Linked DNA regions of Homo sapiens: region 2 is linked to region 1. Evidence: read pairs that join two places in POLR2A ChIA-PET (ENCODE). Cell type or tissue: PC-9. All regions are shown on one strand. Each heading gives the region's core, and the rest is flanking DNA. Links, peaks and the distances in the headings are about the cores only.

What was found. Peaks named below come from ENCODE experiments on the same cell type or tissue, not always from the same donor. Only the 100,000 strongest peaks of a DNase experiment are listed, where the experiment ranks them.
Region 2: POLR2A ChIA-PET joins it to region 1 with 6 read pairs; 1 of 35 experiments calls an interaction of 5 or more read pairs at or near these places.

The regions. Positions count from the first base shown.
Region 1 is chr11:94,585,985-94,590,984 of GRCh38, forward strand. PIWIL4 (piwi like RNA-mediated gene silencing 4) reads left to right here. Exons shown (of 20, transcript NM_152431.3): 7 at 1,066-1,263; 8 at 3,137-3,248. The region is part of intron 4 of PIWIL4-AS1 (PIWIL4 antisense RNA 1); the gene reads right to left. Among named protein-coding and RNA genes, the nearest start is that of PIWIL4, 21 kb to the left of the region's middle. In PC-9, for the core only: no CTCF peak of the experiment used is centred there; DNase peaks (open chromatin) are centred at 1,197 and 2,577; H3K27ac peaks cover 1,841 bases.
Region 2 is chr11:95,129,866-95,138,319 of GRCh38, forward strand. ENDOD1 (endonuclease domain containing 1) reads left to right here. Exons shown (of 2, transcript NM_015036.3): 2 at 1-2,780. Among named protein-coding and RNA genes, the nearest start is that of LNCRNA-IUR, 16 kb to the right of the region's middle. In PC-9, for the core only: no CTCF peak of the experiment used is centred there; DNase peaks (open chromatin) are centred at 3,306 and 4,736; H3K27ac peaks cover 1,284 bases.

The DNA.
Region 1 (5,000 bases), core at 1-5,000:
GGTCAGCTATGTCTTGAACTGGTTGTTACTTAGCTCTCAAAAATACTGTGGTCAAACTATAGACAGAGAGGCAACTGGTAGCCCAAACGTAGATTCATAAAGGGAGAAGTGCATAAAAGATAGAAAATGGGAGTAGGGTGTTTGGCCTTCTGCTTGGTGGAGGAAAAATGACGGAGTTTCCATATGTTCATTCAGAGTGTCAGCGTGCTCTCTATAAAGCACCCAATTCGTCCTTGTCACTAATCTGTCCACCCGGATTAGAAAATCTCATAGGTGCTGATTGTACTAAACTGCCCTAGGTGCTCAGCACATATGCCTGTCCCGGAGGCTGGCTTAGTATCACAGTGTCTACTTAATAGTCCACAAAATATAAACTGGAATTATTTTTTAAAATAGTAGTCTATTATTTCATGCCATTTCTGTAACTTCTTATTCAAGATTTTTAAGTTTATGTGGGAAGAAACTGTAGGCTGTGTTCCGGTTTCTCTTGTATATCTGTTTGTGGTATCACTTTTGTATTTTTTAATCTCGTCATTAAATCTATCCACTGCCCTCACCTTTGAATTGGGGTGCTTTTCTGAACCTAGATGTTTTCCTGCGGGGACAGATCACTCCATAAATGTATTATTCCTATAGTTACGGTTTTCAGGCAGGGACATTTCCCCCCCCTCTTCAGGGAACATTTTGTATTGTCTGGAGACGTTTCTGGTTGTCACAGCTGGGAGGCTGCTACTGGCGTCTAGTGGGTAGAGGCCAGGGAAATGCTGCTAAACATCCTACAGTACACAGGACGGTCCCTAACAAAGAATTATCCAGTTCAAAATGTCAGTGGTGCCAAAGCTGAGAAACTGCTTTACAGTAAGGTATTTTATCCTAAATGTATGCTTAAAGACACTGCAGCTGAAAAAAAGTTTTCAGTCAACAACTGGAAGAAATCAGACTAAAGAAAAAAATTATCTTGTTAAGATCTCGAGAATTAGAACAGAAAATCACCATTTAAAAATCTTTATTGTGTTTCCGGTATAACATTGACAATATTCCTTTTTTTCTTTTTTGTTTTTAAAGATTATCCCTTTGGCCTGGGTTTGCCATTTCTGTGTCATATTTTGAAAGGAAGCTCCTGTTTAGTGCTGATGTGAGTTACAAAGTCCTCCGGAATGAGACGGTTCTGGAATTCATGACTGCTCTCTGTCAAAGAACTGGCTTGTCCTGTTTCACCCAGACGTGTGAGAAGCAGCTAATAGGGCTCATTGTCCTTACAAGGTACAAGCCTGCGTCTAAATAAACTTTTCTTCAGAAATCAATCATTGATGGTATTTGGGAATAGGAATAGTGTTGGAGTATTGGCCCAATATCACAGATCTAATCCATTTACTCATCTGTTTAGAAGACCTGGTTGTTTTGCTGTCTGGAGTTCACATGTCCTTGTGTGGCATTCTGGACTGTCCACAAGCTCCAAATTCTCGCTTGCGGTACCCTCCTTTCCCCTAATGCCACTCTCTATTCTAACCCCCAGCGGTCTGCACTTTGCATGCTTCAGTTCAGTTCAATTCAGTTCACTTCAGTTGCCTGGATTCCCTTCCCCAAATTCTGCCTTTTAAACTTCAGTTTTCACAAAGCTCAATTCTAATGTCCTGGCTTTTCTGACACCTCCATTTGCCTACTTAGTTGGAATTATTCAGTTTCTTCCCCTGGGCGGCGCCCATAGCACTTTGCTTATGGCTACCTTGTTGTGGCCATCTTATTTCATTTTACAGGACAGAAGGTTAGTTCCATGTCTCACCTTCTTTATTAGATTCAGGAGTCTTTTAAGTTGAGACCACATTTTACTTCTTTGCAACCTCTAGGTTTATGTATATAAAATTTGCCCTCATTGCACATTGAGCTGAGTTAAACACGGAAAATTTAGATGACTTCCTGAGTACTAAAAAGCTCACATATACTGCTGCTAGTCCAAGAACACTTTTTAAAAATTTTTTATTTTAAGTTTTGGGATATATGTGCAGGATGTGCAGGTTTGTTAAGTAGGTAAAAGTGTGCCATGGTGGTTTGCTGCAGCTATCAACCATCACCTAGGTATTAAATCCAGCATGCATTAGCTATTTTTCAGAATGCTCTCCCTCCCCCCGACCCTATCACCTGAGAGGCCCCAGCGTGTGTTTTTCCCCTCCTCGTGTCCATGTGTTCTCATTGTTCAGCTCCCACTTATAAGTGAGAACATGCGGTGTTTGGTTTTCTGTTCCTGCCCTGGTTTGCTGAGGATAATGGCTTCCAGCTCCATCCATGTCCCTGCAAAGGACATGATCCTGTTCCTTTTTATGGCTGCAAAAATACTTCTTTTAGGGGACTTGTTAGCTTTCTATTCTGGCTTAGAATTTCCACTTAAACTTGTTTTTCTGGGATATATAGCAGAGGGGTGGGACTGGCTGGATTCCACACTACTCGGTATGAGAAGGCTACCCTCTTATCCTCCTGTCATGATCTTGATGGATTAGCTTATCACATTTCAAAGTCATCTTGGAAAGAATCAAAAGCTCTAGAGAAACCTGCTGTGGTAGTTTCTGCCCCTAGGCTAGGTCATCCTGAGAGGACAGTCCAGGCTACACAGTGCTGAAGGGGAGAAGGAGCTTAGAGTAATCTTAGCTAACCTGTTTTGTAGTTTTGCCAAGGGCCAGCCCTAGCGGGTAGGTTAAGCAAGATGCCAGCATTGTGGGTTGATTGGCCTTCTTTTGGTGCTTTTTTAAATCAGAAAAACTACCTGGGAGGTCAGAAACTCTTGAGTGACACCAGAAGATAATGGGAAAGTTTTGAGCAATGCTTCAGCCTCTGAACATTTAAGAATGATTTACCTGAAGTTAGAGTATCTATCAGTGAGAAAACTAGACTGTGGTCTAAGGACTTTCCCACAGGTTTTGTTGGAATGTGGACAGAAGTCTTCCTGTATAGGAAATTATTAAGGAATGCCCTTTTCAGATAAGAGCTGAGTATTTTTTAAAAAGTGAATATTCTTGTTTTATTGTTTTCATAATTTCTGACATTCTGGAGTCTATCTTATGTGTTGAATTAAAAGTGTGGTGAAGTAGCTGCTTATGTTAGATGATTAAAAAACAATTTAAAGACTTTTTATATTTGGCAGATACAATAACAGAACCTACTCCATTGATGACATTGACTGGTCAGTGAAGCCCACACACACCTTTCAGAAGCGGGATGGCACCGAGATCACCTATGTGGATTACTACAAGCAGGTAGGACTTTTCTTCATGCATCTCTATCTCCTTTTCTTTTACCTCAGAGAAGTCTCCTTATTCCAAGTCTCAGAGGTCCCCCAGATTGGAGGCTGAGTCTGCCTCCGACCTGATTCTCTGACTTGTCTCTCTCCTTCATCCCCACCCTCCCAGTCTCCTGTTGACCCTCATCCTATCTCCTGTTTCCTTCTTCCTGTAGTCTGAGTAATCTCCCTTTAAAGCATATCTGATCACACTGCTCGCAACGCTAATACATTTCCATGTCTCCTTATTGCCTTAGGACCACCTGTAAGCCCTTTAGCAGAGTTTCCAAATCTCCTTATGATGTGGCCAATTCCTGCCTTTAAAGCCTCATCTCTTCCCATTCCCCTGCTCCCTTCCCTGGCTCTGATGTAATTGCCTCTTGTGATTCCATGACTCAGTTTCTCCCCTGTGCATTTTCACACGTTGCTTCTTTTTCCTGGATACCCCTTCACAGCCAGACGAACACTAGACACCCTTGCATACTCAGCTCAGCCATCAAGTCTCAAGGGAGCCCCAAAGCATTCCTCCCAGAATCCCCTCCCTGTCTCAGGTCATCACAGGCACCACACGAATGGTCTGAGCCCCATCCTAGACATTGAGCTCTGGGGAGGGGGCTCCTTGTTTTTGGATTCCCAGGACTAGCTCAGTGCTTTGCGCATATTAGATACTCAAGAAACTATTGATGGAATCTGTTGCTGCCTCTAGAAGCTCTAGCCGCATTTGCAACAGTTATCCTTACCCCTCATCTTCCATGTTCAATTCTTTTTGAAAGCACCTTCTCTTTAATGTATAGTAATATTCAGGTTAAAACAAACAAACAAAAACAAAAACCCTTTCTTGATCATTGTACACTTTCAGGAAAAGCTCTTTTTCTCCTTAGCTAACTTTAGAAAGTCATTTACACTAGCTCCAAGCACCTTTTCTGTTCTTCCTTCCTGAAACCTCAGCAGTCTGGTATCCAGTTATGCTGCTTTAGAAGTAGTTCTAGAAAGGTCAAGTTCAGTTACTGTTCTTATCCTAAAGGGCTTTCAGTGCATTTGATACCTGTGACCTCTCCCACCGGCTGGAACTGATCTCTTCCTTCCTTGACTCCTGGGACACATCCCTGCGGTTCTCTGCTACTTTCAGGTTGTTCTATCTTAGTCTCCTTTGACGTTTTCCTCCTTCCTTCCTCACAAAGGAACCATTATTCACCATGGTTCCCTCATATAGAACCTTTTCATTGTATTTTGAGATGGCTCAAATATAGTGCTTTTGCCTAGCCCTCATTCCCAAATTACATATTCATCTCCATTTCCAGAACATATTTGCATGAATACCCTGCAGGCATCTCAAACTAATATAATTCAGACTGAATTCATTGTCTTTCCCATTCCTGTTTCTCCTTGGAAATTCTGTAGCTCAGATAGGAATGATTTTGCTTTCTTCCTCTTCTTCACCTTAACCTCCTCATTCACTTGTCACCAAGACGAGTTCTGTATCCTTTATCCGTGAATTTTCTTTTTGCCAGCCCTGTTCCCACTGCATTAATGCAGGCCATCTCGTGGATCCCCTCCCACTACCGTCACTCTTTATGCCCTAGCTCTCTCCTCACTGTGATCCCTCACCCTCACAGCCATCAGAGAGATCTTTCTGAAGTGCTGCCCAGAAATCTGATTACAAGCATAAGCTCTGGAGTAAGATGGTCCTGGCTCCAGCTGTGTAACCCTGGGTAAATCACTAAACCCA
Region 2 (8,454 bases), core at 1,990-6,989, 550 kb after region 1:
GCACTGGTATTTATTTCTGATAATTAAAAATTACAGGGGAGGGAAGAACTAGAAAAAGAACAACTTTAGACCAAAGGTGTCTGAGAAAAGGAGAAAGGGAGCTTGTTCTTCCCATTGCTCTTTGTGATTTAAGGCAAAACAGATTAAAAAAAAAATCTGCAGCCAATTTCTTGGCATTTGCTTCTCTTTCTCCTCAACTCGACTGACCTTGGTGGAATGCAGATAATGCCTCTTTGTTGAAATAACTTTGTGGGAATGTACAATTTTCTATATCTCTTAGCTTTCCGTGGTTCTCAAGGATATGTACAGTTTTCATTTTCCTCCAAAGTTGAATTTTGCTACATTTTTCTTTTAGGTAATGATAAGCATTTTTTAAAAAATCATTTTTAGGTAATGGTAAGCATTTTATGCCAAATGTGGCATAACAGAGTTTGAATTGAAGGGCAAAGTTTTCTTTTCTTTTTTTTTTGGGCCCCTTGAATGGTATAATACAGTCCTCTCCGGTGGAAAGAAGAGAAGAGAAGGTGGACAGCCCTGCTCTTAGTAGGTGCTGCAGATCCAAGGACATCTTTTGTCCAGCTTGGATTAACTTGACGTGTATCCCTGCCTGACAAGGTTGAACTGAAAGATCTATATGTTAAGCTAACATGAAAATTCATATTCTGCAACATAGTAGATTTTTCTAATGCATGAAATAAGTACCCAGCACAGTAAAAATACTCTGACTTATGTCCCTAAATGGTTGTTTTGATACAACTATATAGAAAAGAGCCACAAAATAAAGATAAAAGTTATTGTGGCCATCTCTGAAAAAAATATATAAAATATTTAAGAATAATTATATCTTAGGAAATTATTTTTACAGTGTGTTTGAGGCTACAAACATAACTCCCCCATTAATACAAATTAAATGTGAGAGCTCATTCTCAAAATTTTTTTGATCAAGCACTTGTCATTTTAAATCTTGCACTAAAAAATGGTAACAAGAGGGACCAAACTTTGCTTCCCACAATTGGGATGGAATCACCTGGATTTTTCTGAATGTTTTAAAGAATTGCTGAGAGGTAGAAACAGCCAAGTATGAAATACTGATCTTGGGGCTACCGCCCAGGATCAATCAGAAAGTTATATGCAAAAATTCGGGGTCCCAACAAGGAGAGAACAATATGTCAACCATTTGCATGGGGTCGATGGATGAGAAACATGAGCGTAGCAAGAGTTACATTTTGCAGAAAAATAGCGGAGGCACACCCAGAGTAGAACAGCAGCCAGCAAGCTGCCATCCTGATCAATTTGTGATGCAAGGTTAGGGAGTATGAGCACCGCATGGGTCCATGCTAGGGAGATGTGCACCAGGCTTAGCTAAGAAACTTAAAGCAGTATTTTACCAACTCTTGTCTTAGGGAGCATAAAGTTTGGATGTCCCTTTATTTCAGCAGTGTGAAGGTAAATGGAAGGGTGAGGGTTTGACTTGGTACTGATTGGTCAAGAATCCTGCTGGATAAAGAAAAGGAATTTTAGAAGTGACCAGAGGGACAGTCCAGCCAAACTATTATTTGATAAGGAACCCAAGGCCCTGGGAGGCAACAGGCTAGCCCTTAGTTTCATGGCTAGCTGAGAGCAGATTAGGAGCCAACGTTGTTTGCACATGTCCCATCACACCTGAGATGTCAGACATGGGAAGTTCGTGCTATTATTCAGTTGCCTCTCTGGACCATGGCAAGATTTCCTCATTCATCAAACAGACTCCAGGCCCTGACAAAGCAGTTGGATTTGGCATGTGTGATGAAAACAATTAGCCATCCATGTACAACATTATGCTTACTGCATCCCATGGAAACTTAATTCCCTCCTAGCACATATTTGCATACTGAAAGGTCCGAAAAGGGCATCCACGGCAGCTTGAGCCCCTTAGCACCATGTAAGGAGCACAGCATCCAAACGGCTTCTTGAGAACCATTGGGGAATGTCTTTCTTTTTCACATCCAATTGTTTAGTGTCTATTTATTCTTGGGTGGCCAGTTTTGAAACCTAAAAAGGGACAATAAAGCAAAAAGTATCAGTAAGGATAGGTGGCTGAGACCCACTGCCCTGAGCTACTAGTGTGGCTGTGCCTGTGGGTCTCTAGAACCATCTGCATTGGACGTGAAGCCACAGCAGGTGGCTGGACTGCTGGCCTGTTCCTAATGAGCTACGCTGGGCTTTGAGGTAGAGGTTGGGGTTTATGAACCCCAACTCTGGCTTAAAGATCTTGCTGTGGCTCTGTTATGTTCTGAGGCCTTGGGATTAGCCTCTTCCTCATTATGGAGCTGATTTTCTAGTCTGTGGATCAGCTATGCCTTTGGACACTTCTCTTTTCCATTGTGCCTTTTGAATGTTGTCTTCTCACTCAGCATCAGCACTTCGATCTAAATGCAGACTAGGTAGTTGGGAGGAGGAACCAAAGTGAACCATCCTTCATTTATTCAGTCATTCGTTCATCTGTCAAACACGTATTTGGACATCAAGGTTGCAGAGATGAACAATGCATGGATTTCATCTTTGAGGAGTTCAAAACCTAGTGGAGAGAACACATGGTACAATCGTAACACATGAAGGACAAGTAAGTGCTGCAGTAAAGGTACTAATAACATGTTCCTTGGAACAGAGGAAGAAAAACCACGAAACCATGGAAATTAGGGAAGCCTTTACAGAGGGTGTGACAAAACTCAATTTGACATTTTCAAGCTATGTACAATGATGTGCACCTTGCAGATGCTCAATAAAGTAATTACTGACAACTCGTTAGCAGTTCTGTAAAATATCTAAAAGGGGAGAATCCTAATAGTTGAAATGAGGCTTGGGGACTGTGAATTGTTGCCATTTTCTTCTTGATCCGCATTAATTCAAGCAGCTTCCAGTGACTGGCTTTTGTTCATTTCTTTAAAAGTTTGCATCATACATGAAAAAACAGAGAGGTCTGGATCAGTGAAACAGGACTTAGAACTATTTTTTAATGTTATTGCTCTGCAAAGTATTTGGGACAATAAGTGTTTTTGATATCTTGCATAATTAAGCACCAAAGACTTACTGCTTCACTGAATCTGAATCACATAGAAAATTATAGAAATACTTTTATTAGTTTGTTTATTCATTAGGAAGCTCCCACAGTGAGAGAAATTACAAGCAGTCTCTGACGGGGGCTGGTCCTCTCTGTGGCCTTTAGTAGGGTGATCCTCTTGGGTGGAGGTGGCAGTAATTCTTGGCTGCCTTCCCAGTGTGGGCAGCATCTTGCCTAAGCTCACCACAGAATACGTGTTTGTCCAAATGTTACACTACAAGCCATATAGTGTGGACTGCTTGCTTTTCATTAATGGGTTCTCAGTCTTCCCATTGTCTCTCTTTGTAGGTATTTTCCCCCAGGTCATGGATTGATGTCTAACTCCAAATCAATTTTTAAGCTTAAATTTCAACAAAGAAAGTGCTTATAACCACTTGTCATCCTCAATTATCCATTGTGAGGAGGTGGATGTAAGATGACTTCTGGAGGCCAGTACTTCCTAATGATTAAGAGCCCACGCTCTAGAGTCAAAATGATGTAGGCACAAATCCTGGCTTCCCCACTTATTGTGTGATCTTCAGCAAGTTACTCACCTCGGCTTTCTCATCTATACAATTATGAGTACCTATCTCAAAGGGTTGCTATGAGCATTAAATGAGTTAATGAACATAAAGCATTCATCACTTACCATGCTTGGCACATGGTAAGTGCTCAGCAAATGTTAATTGTTGCTAGATCTATTGTGGGCAATGATATTTACACTTCTTGGACAAAATTGGTTTGATGGTGCCTTAGAGGTTAGGATGTTTCTAGATCAACGCTGGAAGAACCAGGATCAAAGTGTGGTCTGGGAGTCAAAGTCATGAATGAAAATGAAGCAAGCCAGAACCTCATCAGTGGTGTCCATGAATCTGAAGGTACAGATGAGGGTTGGACCTGGAGTCTCAAAAGAGAAGGGTCAGAAAACTGAAACTCAACATGTGTCCAGCACTATTCAGTTTTATCTCATAATCAAGCCTCCAAAATCCAAACACATTGTCAGCATCTGCTTTGAAGGTAAGCATTGCAGGTAGGATGAGGCAACCCAAAGATGGCATTGAGAAAGAGGCAGAGCCTCTTGGACACTGTGCCTGGTGAGTGTGGGTTGGTGGGGGAAAGGCAGGTGATCATTCTGATACAGGGCCTTGGGGTTAACTAGTTTTAGTTGTCCTGTGACACTTTTGGGAAAGTCTTCAAACCTTTGTGAGATTTAATTCCTTATCAATAAAATGTGGGTAATAAAAATATCACCCCATAGGGTTTTTTGTAAAGATCAAGTGAAACTAGCTTTGTAAACTATCAACTATCATAAAAATATAAAGATTCATAATTATAAGTTTCCAAGGTTGGTCCTATTTCTTTAAAAATTGGTGCATACTTCCATTTTTTTAAAGGTGAGTAGATGTGAATGAAAATTAAAGTGCTTATTCAGAAAGCATAAATGGCTTAGCCAGAAATTGGGTTTGACAGTAAATGTTGAACATTATGCCTTGGGAACTTAAGATTCTCAGAATGCTGCCTCATCCAGCCTTGAGTCCTACTTTCTTAAAACCCAATCAATCCCGTTTTCAGTAGATTCCTCCACACACCTCATGTCCATTTGCTGTCTGGCTCGGCTGAATCATTGAAATGAGTAATAGGCACTGAAATGAAAGACACCATATGAATCTTGTAAAACCTGAAAAGAAACAAGTGCGAGACAGTGAACAGTCCTGGTGAGTCTGAGAACTGGCAGAAGCTGCCTAGACCGCCCCTGGCAGCCTGCACACTCAAGGCCAGCCCAGGCCTGCCACTGACATCTGTCCCTGAGAACATCAGACAGCAGCTTCTGGGCTTTGTTTAGGCTGCACCAAGTGTGTGTTTCTCCAGCATTCTTGCTGATTTGGCATATCCAGATGTATTCTGTTTACTGCGTCTGGAAGGAAACTTCCAGGGGAATAGAAGTCTCAAGTGAGGAAGTGGCAGGCTTATGTAAAGGGGAGAGTGCACCTGGAACACAGGAGCCCTGAGTTTCCCTCCTCTGAGTTACTGTACATTTTCTGGTTGTAATCACTGGTATATTTGCAAAACAAGAGAGGGACCATCTCTAGGGTCTTCTCAAATTGCAGGCAATAAATCCTTGCTTTTCAACAAGTACTTTCATATATTTGGGTCACAGAGATTCTGATTGCATTCTCTCAACTTATCTCTCCTATCTGAAGGTTACCAAAAGTCAGAGAAATTCCCTGCGATGTTATCAGGAAGGACAGGGAATGATACATCCTGAAAACATCGTTATTTTTATTATTATCATCAGCATTTCTTCTCCCCAGACTTAGAGAATTAATTAGCAGGGTTGCCATTAGGTGGTGGCCAACCTAAGAGTAAGAAATGTTAGTAATGCCCCTGGCTTCTATTTAACTCCCTCAGTAGCCTGAAGGGTTGCCAGAAATCTCACCACTTGGCACGCTTCCTGTAGACTAGGAAAATACAAATAATCTGAAAGAAGTTAACACATTGTGTCAATGCTAGCAACTTAGGGTAAATGATTTTATGAAATCCTTCCTACTAGCTGGGAACAATTCTACATGCAAGTAATTTTTTTTTTGAGACGGAGTCTCGCTCTGTCGCCCAAGCTCCGCCTCCCAGGTTCACGCCATTCTCCTGCCTCAGCCTCCCGAGTAGCTGGGACTACAGGCACCGGCAACCACGCCCGGCTAATTTTTTGTATTTTTAGTAGAGATGGGGTTTCACCGTGTTAGCCAGGATGGTCTTGATCTCCTGACCTCGTGATCCGCCCGCCTCGGCCTCCCACAGTGCTGGGATTACAGGTGTGAGCCACCGTGCCCGACCACAAGTAATTGTTTTGATTGGTAAGAGGTATGGTGGGAATACCATATTGAGAGTCAGGAGGTGCCTGTCTTAGACCAGCATCCTGTGGAACTGGAGCCTTACCCCAAGTGAGCCCTTTATTGTAAGGGCTGGAGACAAAGTGAAAGACCCTGTAAGATCTTAGAAATCAGGCCACAGAATTTTTCTCTAAATGTCTAATATTAGATCAGTCCATAATGGATCAAAGTAGAAATGCACACCTGAAAGAAATAACAAGCGTGTTGGGCCTATTGCACTCATAACCAGTGGTATGCTGGTAAATGTTGAACCACCAGCTTTCTGTGTTTGCGGGGAGAGCACCCTGATTTGTAATGTTTGCCAATTTCTGTGGTGTCAATATTTCCATCACAGCTGATGTCAAGCTGCCAATGTGACATCACTGAAAGCAGCATTGGGAAGAGATGTACACAGCCTGGGCTCCTGAGCTAGTGCAAGTCACTGGGAACTGGCTCCCCCATACCACTAACTTCATCATCCAATTGAGTGCATAAGATACACAGAAGGAACATTTCCAGCAGAAAAGAATTGAACAGCTATAGTATGGCAGAGGGAGGAAAATCACTGAAACAAATACTGACCATGCCCTTTTGAGTACTATTCAGGAGAGAGGAAGGCTTGACAATCTGAACTTTAAATATTTCGAAATCCAAAGACTACATCCCCAGCCCTGTAAAATAAATTCATAAGGTTATTTTAGCTCAGTGCCATTAAACAATAACTTATCTAATGCCTTATTTTCCATCCTTTTCCAGTCAAACAAGCTTCTGCTCATGGCCTGGCTTTCTTTTTTTTTTTTTTTTTTTTATTATACTTTAAGTTCTAGGGTACATGTGCACAATGTGCAGGTTTGATACATAGGTGTACATGTGTCATGTTGGTTTGCTGCACCCATCAACTCATCATTTACATTAGGTATTTCTCCTAATGCTATCCCTCCGCCAGCCCCCACCCCCACAACAGGCCCCAGGGTGTGATGTTCCCCGCCCTGTATCCAAGTGTTCTCATTGTTCAGTTCCCACTTATGAGTGAGAACATGCGATGTTTGGTTTTCTGTCCTTGTGATAGTTTGCTGAGAATGATGGTTTCCAGCTTCATCCATGCCCCTGCAAAGGATGCAAACTCATCCTTTTTTATGGCTGCATAGTATTCCATGGTGTATATGTGCCACATTTTCTTAATCCAGTCTATCATTGTTGGACATTTGGGTTGGTTCCAAGTCTTTGCTATTGTGACTAGTGCTCATGACCTGGCTTTCTATGTTGGTTTGCCTCTATGGTCCAAGTACGCTGAACATACAGATTTCAAACTCTCTTGGCAATGCTATACTAAAGCAACTTGAACAAGTGGTTTTTGATTATGTTTTGGCTTCCTGTGTAGCTTAAGTACATAATGTACATAAGATGATAATGGGAGTGCTCTAGTCTATATATCAGCTCTATTTTTAATGTAAATTAATAAAATTTCATTGTAGTATTGTCCTTAATCTCTTGTGTGTCCTAGCATGAATCCCTTTCTTAGAGTCTTATTGCTTCCAGAAGCTCAGCAGAGCCCACATCTGAGCTTTCAAATCTGGAAAATATTTCAGGTTGTGGTATTCAGACCAGCAGAGAGAATTCTGCACAGCCTTGGTTAGCTTTCCCTGAAATACCACTGCCACATTTCCATCTCCTGTCTCAGACTCACCTCTGAGCTCTGCAACCTCTGTCTGTGAATCAAATGTCACAGGATGTGTTGAAAATCAATAAAAACTCATCCTCTGCCATTGGATGGCAGAATGCATTAGTTAGGATACCTTTGCCTGCATGCAATAGAAACCCCTCTCAAACTAGCCTTGTCCCAAATTTACTGGATCATATAACAAGAATTTAGAAGGGGCCTCTTGAATCAGGGACTCACAAAATGACAGAACTCTATCCACTATCAACAACTCTTTGTTGTCTTCATTCTCACCTAGAGTAAATGATATTTCTTCATACACTGTGAAGCACAGGGAGCTCTGAATATTCACCCTGATGGTCTCATATCTGGAGGAGGAAAGCTCCTGTGTTAGTTCTGGCTGGGAGAATCCCCAGGAAGGTTTCTTTTTCCTAGTTGGGTACATGCAATCCTTGAGTCAATCACTGTGGCTGAGTGAGTGCAATAAGATGATTGACCCAGACTGGATTATGGATCCATATGATGGTGTTGGTAGTTCTCATAGGAAGGACAGAGGAGAGGAAGCAAGATAGACATCCGCAGTAGTCCCTCATAGACTGACTTACAGCTTTATTTAAGACGTATAATGATGCCCTTTCAATTTATTAGGTGGCTTTTAACTTGCAAAGCTCTTTCATGTTTATCAGTGGACTGCATCAGAACCACAGATGTGTTTGGTTTCTCTTAAAAACAGAAGCTATGGCCAGCATTTCCTCAAGGCCATAACAAGCTACAGCTGAGTAGACAGGGCCAGCATCCTACAGTTTGTCATAGTCTCCATGGTGTCTCTATTGCCTCTCTGACCTGAT